Regions from separate parts of the Homo sapiens genome. Here all the other regions are linked to region 1. Evidence: chromatin contacts called from ENCODE Hi-C data. All regions are on one chromosome and are shown on one strand. Each heading gives the region's core, a stretch centred on a gene start or an enhancer-like site at or near the end of the contact. The rest is flanking DNA. Distances are from core to core; before and after follow the strand shown.

Region 1 (3,140 bases), core at 442-2,941:
AAAACACCTGAGCATGGCAGCCATGCCACATAAGAACCATGAACCTCTGTAGCATATTGTCATAAAAATGTCATATGTATATATATGTGAGATGGAATCTCACTCTGTTGCCCAGGCTGGAGTGCAGTGGCACAATCTGGGCTCACTGCAACCTACACTTCCTGCCTTCAAGCTATTCTCCTGCCTCAGTCTCCCGAGCATCTGGGATTACAGGCACACACCACCATGCCCAGCTAATTTTTGTATTCTTAGAAGAGATGGGGTTTCACCACGTTGGGCCAGGCTGGTCTTGAACTCTCAGCCTCAGGTGATCCACCTGCCTCAGCCTCCCAAAGTACTAGGATTACAGGTGTGAGCCACCACACTCAGCCCAAAAATATTTTTTAAATATTACCTACTGTCTGCCAGGTAATGCGTGACGTGCATTGTGCCTTCTGTCTAATCACCTCCTATTCACAGGTTAAGTCTTACTAATCCATTTTACAGATGATCTCCTTGCCTGAGGTCATGCTGAAAGTAAAGAAGGGAGCAAGATTCTAGGGTAAATCTACCCTTTGTACCAGGTTTTCAATCAGCCTCAGCACTTTTCGGGCTGGAGAATTCTCTATTGTGGGCTGTCCTGTGCATCGCAGCAGCATCCTTGGTCTCTACCCGCCAGATGCCAACAGCAGCACCATTCCCTGCCCCCCCACAGTTGTGACAAACAAAAATGTTTCCAGACATTGCCAGATTTCCCCTGGGGTCAAAATCGTGCCCTGTTGAGAACCACTGATTTAGTCCAAACTAAGTCCTCTGGTCACCTCTATCTTGTGGAATCTAGCACTCCAGAAGTGTTTATAAACTTTTGTTAGTCAATATTTATGGAACTGGCATTGAGAGACCTCTAAGCTACACTTAGTCCTGGAAATCTTAATTGAGGAGCTGGGATATAATATTTAAGTGGCTAGTCGTATGTTACAAACCATAGCTGATTCAATAAACAAAGCAATAGTAAGGCCCTGCTCTCAATAAGCTTACTGTTACATTGAAGAGATCACACGAACACTTACAAAACAATTAGAAAATGTAAGACAGATACCATCTTTTTGCATATCTACTAAGCGCCAGCCATAGCTGATTTCTTTTAGTCCTCTGTACGGTGCTCAGAGGGAAGAGAGTTTTAGTGCTTTCCATTTTACAGATGAATAAACTGAGGTTCCAAGAGGTGAGAAAAGATCTGGCCAGGATCCAATCACAGGTGAAAGAATTTTTCTTACACGCGGGTCTGATCAGCTGTGAGCTCCTCCTTGCCTCTCTTCTTGTTTATAAAAGACTGTTTTGACAAAGTGCTGGTTTGTCAGTTTCAGAGAGAAAGCAATCAGGAGTGTTCATGTGGAATATTTTTAGCTCTGAAACTGCTCATTGTGGAGTAGGAAGCCTCAAGAAGAAAGTATTTCAGATGCCTTTGCGAGTCATTTTTGAAAGAGAGAGTGAGAGAGACAATTGGAGAAAGCAGCGAGAGGGTCTTTCTGCTGCACCGTCTCTTTAGAAATCAATATTGAGGCACCAGAGGCCATGTTCTGAAAGGCACCCTCGGAGGGGAGGGGTTTGGGAGATCTCCCTTACCGGAGCCTGAAAGCCGCATCCTCCAGGCCCAGGTGGTCTTGAGCAGGCCAACCCTGCCCTCTGCTGACCGTCCTGGGGAAAGCGCCTCTTCTTTGAAGTCCCGCCCTGCTGTGCTTAGTACGCGGTGTGCTAATCGCCCCAGGGAGCTGGAAGCCCAGGAAGCTTGGCACCAAGATCTTGTTAGAAAAATTACACTGTGACATTTTGTTCCTGAAGGAATCTGATAATTGTGAGCAACATCAGGACTGCTGTGTTAGGGAGGCCGAATGGAGCAAGGACTTTGAAGTCAGGAGGATGTGAGTTGGACTCCTACCGTATCCTGGAGAAGTTAATCACTTCCGCTAAGCCTCAGTTTCCCTATCTGTAAAGAAAACCTCCTTCGTAGAGCTCTTTCGAGGATGACTAACATGATGCATGAAGAATGGCTGGCCCTGAACAAACAAAACTAAATACTATCAATAATTAGTAGCTATCACAATTAATCAACATCCTTCTCTTTTCCAAAGTACCTTTTATTGTATCACCTTTGCCTTTGCTTTTTTGAGGACATCACATGGACTGAAAATCTCTTTTGTTGGTCGTGTTTTCCAGGGTCGTTTTAGCATCAACCTTTATGGAACCGGCTTGTCTTTAACTGAATCTGCCAGATGGATATCACAAGGGAATTATGCTGTCTCTGACATCAAGAAGTCGCCGGTAAGGTTCTACAGATGGGTTGGGAGATGAATTTTTATTTCTTTCTTTCGTTCTTGTCTTTATTACTGTGGTAGTGGTGCTGAAGGAGCAAACGAATGTGCTTTCCCACTTAAGCCATTTTGTAGTGTCAGGAAGACCATTTAGGAAATAAACCTAGGGTGCAGTGTTTACACGTGATTAAAGTGTGAGAGCCTTGTTCACTTCTGGTGAATTCTTCCTCGAGAGGTGAACATATGAACCATCCAAGTAATTAGAAAAACCACCTAACCAGGGAGGTAAAAGCAGGAAGAAGCCTCTGTCGAGAGTGTGGCTCAGATATCTTTCAGTTAGCCAGCTTGCGGTTCGTTCTATGAACCGAGGGGAAATGACCTCTTCTTTTTATTTAGAAAAATTGAAATACAGATGGAGCTAGAAGACAGATAACTTATTAAGCGATATATCTGGAGAATTAGAGATACACAGGGTCTACAATAATAAGTTTTTCACCCTCTAAAATCTGGGTGGTTAAGGTGTGGTCTACGCAGTGCATCAGTGTCACCTGGGGGCCCGTTGGAAATGCAGGTTCTGGGTCCCAGACCCTAGTGAGTCAGAGTCTACAGCTGAACAGTGTCTCAGGTGGTGATGGGCACAGTACAGCTTGAGAAACACTGTGCTGTGCAGATGGTCCCTGACTTACGACGGTTCCACTTGATTTTTCAACTTCACCATGGTTCAAAAGCAGAACACGCTCGGTAGAAACCCTACTTCAGGTACCGATACAGCCGTTCTGTTTTTCACTAAGTACAGTATTCAATCAATTACACAAAATATTCAACACTTTATTATAAAATAGGCTTTGT
Region 2 (3,140 bases), core at 411-2,910, 370 kb before region 1:
GAAGAGGAGGGGGTTAAAAAAAAAAAAAAAACAAGTCAGGGAGAGAATGAGGAAAAGGAAAAAAAGTCAAAGGAAGAAAGAAAGGAGAGAGAAGGAATGAGAAAAAGAAACTTCTTCCTTGTGTAGTATAATCAAATTCCTCTTTAAGGCAGCAGGGCAAAATTAAAGGGGTTGCAGTTTCCCCAGCTGTTTGGTCTGGGATGCAGTATAAACAAGTCTGCCCCTCATCTGGCCCCCAGGAGGCTGGAACCTCAGCAGAGCCTGAACCCCAGGCTGCCAAACCACCATGAATTCTCTGGAGGAGTCCCCTGCTTGCTGAATCAGCAGGAGCAACCAGGACAACTTGACTGTTTCCCATTTTAATTCTTCTGAGTGCCAATAGCATAGTATGCAGGTGAAGGGTGATGTCCTAGAACAATCAAGGTCAGCTCCGATTTGGAAATTGGAACACTGCTCTCAGATCCTTCCTGACTCTGCAGAGCTTGAGTTTGCAGCAAGATTATTCTTAGCTGGTGTTAGAAATGTGCACAATGAGGATTTGGCCAGGCTTATAATTCAGGACGTGTGCTCTATTGGACTTAACTTTATTTTCTTCTTTGTCAATAATACATCCTGGCATATTTGCATCAATGGAATGCTCTACAGTTATTTTTAAACAATGATAGAGACTATAGAGCACTTACTTGGGATGAAAAGATGCCTGCAATATATTGGTTTCCGGAGCACACGTGTAATATGACACAGTTAACATCAGTCATCTCTGGTTGGGAAAATTGTAGGTGGTTTTTAAATTTTATGTTTTTCTGTATTGTTTGCACTTTCTTTTTCTTTTTTTTACTAATCATAGCTAATGTGTATAGAGGGCTTTCTGTGTGTTGGGTGTCATGCCAAGTATTTCATGTGAATCATGTCATTGGATCCTTGCAAGAGACATATGAGTTAGGTATTATTATCGTACTCTTTTACTGCTGAGGCAACATACTTAAGTCCCTTGCTCAAAGTTATGCAGACTGAAAATGCCAGAAGGTAAGACTCAAACCCAAAACCCACACCAAAGCCACCATATGAGGATTTTTTTCCCAAAAAACAATAAATGACTTAAAGGTAAGTGTATCCTCATAATTGTTTAAACCAGTTTTCAAACAAAATGCAGCTATTTAAAATGAGCTGGTTGACTCATAGTTAATGATATGCAAAATGTTCCTGATCCTTGATTATGTGGAAAAGTAGGCCACAGGGATCATTCTGTTGTATGTGTCTGTGTGCCTGTGTATGCCTCTAAACATAAAAGTATGAATTCTAATATGTTAAGAACTACCCTTTCAATGTTGGAATAAAGATAATTTTAGACTCTTATGTTTTATAGTGTTTGTGAAATTTCTACAATAGCGAGTGCTACATTTAGAGTAAGGAAACATAAAGGACAGAAGGTAGTCCACCTGCCTTTCTGACACCCCAGCGTAGCTACTAAGACCCCACCTTTCAAGAGAGCTTCTTGAATAATAGCTTGCCTTTTCCTTTTCTGTCTCCTGGGACCTGCCACTCCATGGGCTCTAGCCTTCTTTGGCAAGAACTTGGGCAGGTGCCTTAGAGACAAGGAACAGAATCTATGACATGCACGGAGTTGGCAGAGCCCTGATAGATAAGCCTGCCTCCAAAGTTTCACATCTCCCTTTTGTTTGTCTGCACTTCGTGGTGGTTCACAGAGGCCAAGGCCTGGCTTGTCGAATAGGGCTTGTTAGAGATAAAGACTCTTGAATCCCAGGGCTTAGGATGGAGGGTGTGGCCATTGGACAACTGGAAATTTAAAAATCATGTCATAATTTCTGCATAGGCTTCCATGAATAGCAACTGAATAATTTCTCTAACATCTGAAGGAGAGGCCATGTATCAGGGAAGGGGATTTAATGTGAACCAAGTGACCTGCACTTACATAGGCTGTGCCCTTTGGTGAAAATGCATTCATTCATTTGAGAAATATTTATTGAATGCCTACTATATGTAGAATACTGTTCCAGGTGCTTGGGAGGCAGGAGGCAACAAAACTAAGTCACTGGGATACCTATGTTATATAGCCCTTCTACCATCTGTCTCCTTAAAGGACACCTACTCACGCTTTGAGACCCAGAATTTTAGATCTAACCTGGAGACTTCCATGATTGCCTGAAGGAAAAGGGTTAGGCACACTTTTCTTAGATTCCATGGTTTTGTTTGGCACTATATATATATATATATATATATATATGTGTGTGTGTGTGTGTATATATATATATATATGTATATATATATGTATATGTATATATATGTATATATATATGTATATATATATATATGTGTATATATATATATCACCTTTGTTCTTAGTAATATAACCATTTGTTTATGTGTCTTTTTCTCCAAGACCATGGGCTTGACACATGGCTTGAAATCCAGTTTTCAACACTCAACTAGCTCTGTAACACTGGGTCAGTTATTTAACTTCCATGAGACCCAATTTTTTCATCTGTATTATAGAGATATTAATATCTACCTCACAAGTATGTTGCGAGATTTACAAGACAAATGAAAACCTGTTCATACAGAAACAGTAATATTTTAAACAGTGAATATTTAAAGCACCTTATTCCTAAGAATACCAAATGAAAGCCAAATGTCTTTCATCTAATGAAGGGACCATTGAACTGTGCTATATCCATTCTACAGATACTACTAAACAATAAAAAAATTGACACATTCAACAACATGGATGAACATCAATATATTATGTTAAGTCTACATACAGTGGGATTCCATTTATGTGACATTCCTACAAAGGTAAAACATAGGAACAGAAGAGAGACGAATGGTTGTTTATGTGGCTGACTAATAATGAGCAAAAAGGAATTTTTTGAGATGATGGAACTTTTCCTTATCTTAATTATGATGGTAGTTACACAACTGTATGCATTTTTCCTTACTCATAGAACTGTACATTAAAGAACTGTGTTGGATATGTTGGGTGGATGAATAGAAGGAAGAAAGCAAGGAAGAAAAGATGTGCAACTTGAAACTTCAGGGGATTTAATGTCTCTGAACCTTTTACCAATAGGAAATGAAAACCAATGAATAGATTCTCCAACCATATACATGACCTCTCAGAA
Region 3 (3,140 bases), core at 228-2,727, 280 kb before region 1:
CTGGAAGAGGCCAAATACTGATGACATTTGCTTGAACCATTTGGTTTGGCTAGCACTGCCTCAGATTTTCTGAGAAGTGAGCTGATACATTTAAATCTTCACATACTTACAACCAAAAAATCCTAACTACAGCTACCTAACAGAGCGTCTGTTGTACTGGACATGCTCAGAAAACATTCCTTAAAGTACACAGAATCCTTGTAAACTGACATCTGCCTATGCATCCAGGTCCTAAAACTAAAATCAAGTGGATCATCAGGTTTACCCTCTTCCATTTGGTTTTCAGACAGACAGTACTTGAAACATGTTTGCTAAAGACAGACAGAACTTCACATTCTCCTCCAGCACATGACACAATCAGAGGGAGATGCATTGTGCTTAAATAATGCATGAGGTAGCAAGGGCCAAGCCTGATGTATCAAGGTGTTGAAAACTGATGATGAGCCTGTCGCTTTTTTCAACCCATCTGCTAAGCTGCCCCCATGGATTATTTGTCAGTTTCTGTGAAGGAAAATGTGTGGGATGCTGACTCTGTAGGAAAATAAAATTGGGATTTTCCTTTCTAGTGTCTTGTTATTGTCCCTTACCCAAATGCATCTGTCCCTGGGCATTCTCCCCCAACAATAGTAGATAATTTCTTGGTGAATCTGAACAGCTCACAATTATTCCCTTCATTTTCACCTAACCCAAAGCAAGGAACTGACAGAAGCTACGCTTGGAAATTTTGCAGCCCACTGGACCAAGAGTGGGAGCCTGAAGTGAGCTGGGTCATTTTTCCCCAGGAATTTGAAACTAGAGCAGAGATAGAGAACAGAATGGATTCCGTCATTCCACGTGGTTGGAGCTCTAACAGATGGCCTGGGGAGCTGTGGGTGGGCATCCTTCCCCACCATGCGGGATGAGGAGCAGAGATGGTGAGTCTGCTGAGGCAAAGAAATAAAGCAGATGTGCAGATAGAAGCAGAGAGGAAGAGCATGTTGCCTATTCTAGTATTTCCTGAGCCCTCGCTGTATTTCTGCTTACACTTCCATTGCACAATCTCTCCATCTTTACACTAGATCCTCATTTTGTGAGTGAGCTAACACAAGTTGATGTCTGTTCCAGGCAATCAAGAAAAAAAAAAAAAAAAACCCTCATACATTAGCCGAAAAATTCTTAAGATGGGAAATCACCCAGGTGAGAAGAAATATCCCAGTTGAGAGAAACAAAACAAAAATTATCAAAAAGAGTTGGCAACAGTCATTCCAAAACCATTAAAGAGACGTCACTCAGCTCTAAGAAGAGAAAAATAAAGCTTCACAGTCGGCCAGCTGTGCAGAACTGAAATAGCATGGACCTACTCCATGAATTCACATAGTTGCTGAAAGTGAATTCCTTCCTGCAGTCTTCAGTCTTGCAGCTGAGCTATGAAATGTATTCCCAGTTTAAAATTCCTTTCCAAGTGCTATCCCATGACTTCACAAAGTTGTCTGCACACAAGAGCAACTCTCAAGCTGAGAGATGTCATGTTTGCATCATCGCTGACATGTAGACAAGTATTCAGATGGCCCATTAAGTAAATGCCCCTTGCAAGTATGGGGCACATCTGCTGGTTTGACAGCCTTTCTCTGCCTCTATAAGTTGGAAATCCCCAGCCTGGCTCATTAAAGAGAAACAGGCACGATTATTGTGTCAAAACACATTAGTGTATTTTATTCTGCCATTGCAGTTGCTTTTTGGCATTTGATGAAGCTAAAGAGATTTCAGGTTATGAAATCTGCGTTTCCTGCTTGTCTTTGTTTCAAAATTATATGTGGGATGATGTGGAAGAGGAATGTCAGTTAAGCTTCTGGACAATTCTCCCCAACCCACGAATGAATTGACATTCTTATAAAAAAAATCTGTCCCTGCTCCCTTTTTCTTGTCTGTTTGCTGAGCAAATGAGCTATTGGAAACAACAGAAAACATGTCCCTTTTTCTCCTCCAAAAAAAAGATAACCTTTCCCTTACTTTAATTGTAAGATGATTATCCGTATTATTTGACATCCTTTTAAAATATCTGGATAAAAGTGCAAACAACACGTTAATGAATTCTACAGATGATACTAAATTGGGAAATGCTGTTTTTCTTATTAATGACAACAATATATCAGGCAGCCATACCCAACAATAGCATCTGTGAGAGGGAAGGATGAAGTAGAGAAAGTCACATTTGTGACAAAGGCAGAAGGAGCCATGCAAAATATTAAAATTAAAATATAAAACCCAGATGTGTGAGTAGTGGACAGGTGAGCCTTGAAAACTTGTCAAACTAATGTGGCCATGTAATGGATGGACACTTAGAGAACTGCGTGCCCTGGGGACTGAGAGCTGAGCTATTTTTAGTTCCACAAGTAGAGGCATTGTGTCTCAGAACAGATAGTCTTTTCTTCCAGAACTTTAATAAGACCGCACCTGGCATAGGGTGTTCAGTTCTGGAACAGCACCACATGATGCACAAAAAAAAAAAAAGAATCCTTATATGTAAGATTTCAGGCTTTCTTTTTCTAGAAAGTAATGCAGCCACTTTTTTTTTTTTAGTAATTCCTAGCAGTAAATTGGCTGTTTTTACTAATTTGGTTCATCCTTGAGAGTATGAAAAAAATTGGATGCCTATTAAGCACCCCAGAATGAACACATTTAAATCTAAACTCTGGTCCCTTCCCTGATACCTCCACTGAAACCTGCCCTTTCCTCAGTCTTCCTGGCCTTGGTTCTTGGAATTCCATCCCTCCAGTTACCCCGGCTTTAGAATAATCCTAGACTTCCTTGTTTTCCTCAAACCCCAAATCCCATATATCAGCAAATCTTGGTAGTTCTAGTTTCAGAATAGATCCAGAATCTGACCATGTCTCACAATCTCCACTGCTACCACACTGATCACCAGGATCCCTCTGATCACGTCACTTCTCAAAAGTCTCCAGTGGCTTCCAAATCAGGGTGTCCAGGCCGGTATGATGCAGTGTGGCACTTCATACCTCTTAGATCACATCTTCTACACCTGCCTTGCCCACTCAGCTCAACCACACTAACACGCCGGGCAGAATCTGGTTATGTCTTTATAAATGCGATTCCCTGGTCTTAGAATTCTCTCACCCAGATATCCACATGGTTCACTCCAA

The links. A loop is a pair of places that touch in the nucleus more often than their neighbours do. Pooled maps may share reads with other maps.
Region 2: a map of heart left ventricle shows a loop between it and region 1 (2.6-fold over the local background). The contact joins two enhancer-like sites. A Hi-C loop is called at or near these places in 4 of 168 maps with a recorded cell type or tissue (heart left ventricle and heart right ventricle) and 9 of 50 pooled maps.
Region 3: a loop to region 1 is called in a map of Caco-2, with 6 times the contacts of the local background. The contact joins two enhancer-like sites. A Hi-C loop is called at or near these places in 2 of 168 maps with a recorded cell type or tissue (Caco-2 and heart left ventricle) and 9 of 50 pooled maps.

Annotation. Positions count from the first base shown.
Region 1 is chr3:64,532,327-64,535,466 of GRCh38, reverse strand. It overlaps ADAMTS9 (ADAM metallopeptidase with thrombospondin type 1 motif 9), which reads left to right. Exons shown (of 40, transcript NM_182920.2): 38 at 2,197-2,301. Among named protein-coding and RNA genes, the nearest start is that of ADAMTS9-AS1, 27 kb to the left of the region's middle. Within about 2 kb of position 1,691, at least 6 of the 41 ENCODE cell types and tissues checked have a DNase peak (open chromatin) inside an H3K27ac peak, as active enhancers do.
Region 2 is chr3:64,898,904-64,902,043 of GRCh38, reverse strand. The region is part of intron 4 of ADAMTS9-AS2 (ADAMTS9 antisense RNA 2); the gene reads right to left. All of the region lies in intron 2 of LOC105377124 (a long non-coding RNA gene), which reads left to right. Among named protein-coding and RNA genes, the nearest start is that of ADAMTS9, 210 kb to the right of the region's middle. Within about 2 kb of position 1,660, at least 3 of the 41 ENCODE cell types and tissues checked have a DNase peak (open chromatin) inside an H3K27ac peak, as active enhancers do.
Region 3 is chr3:64,813,778-64,816,917 of GRCh38, reverse strand. All of the region lies in intron 3 of ADAMTS9-AS2 (ADAMTS9 antisense RNA 2), which reads right to left. Among named protein-coding and RNA genes, the nearest start is that of ADAMTS9, 130 kb to the right of the region's middle. Within about 2 kb of position 1,477, at least 7 of the 41 ENCODE cell types and tissues checked have a DNase peak (open chromatin) inside an H3K27ac peak, as active enhancers do.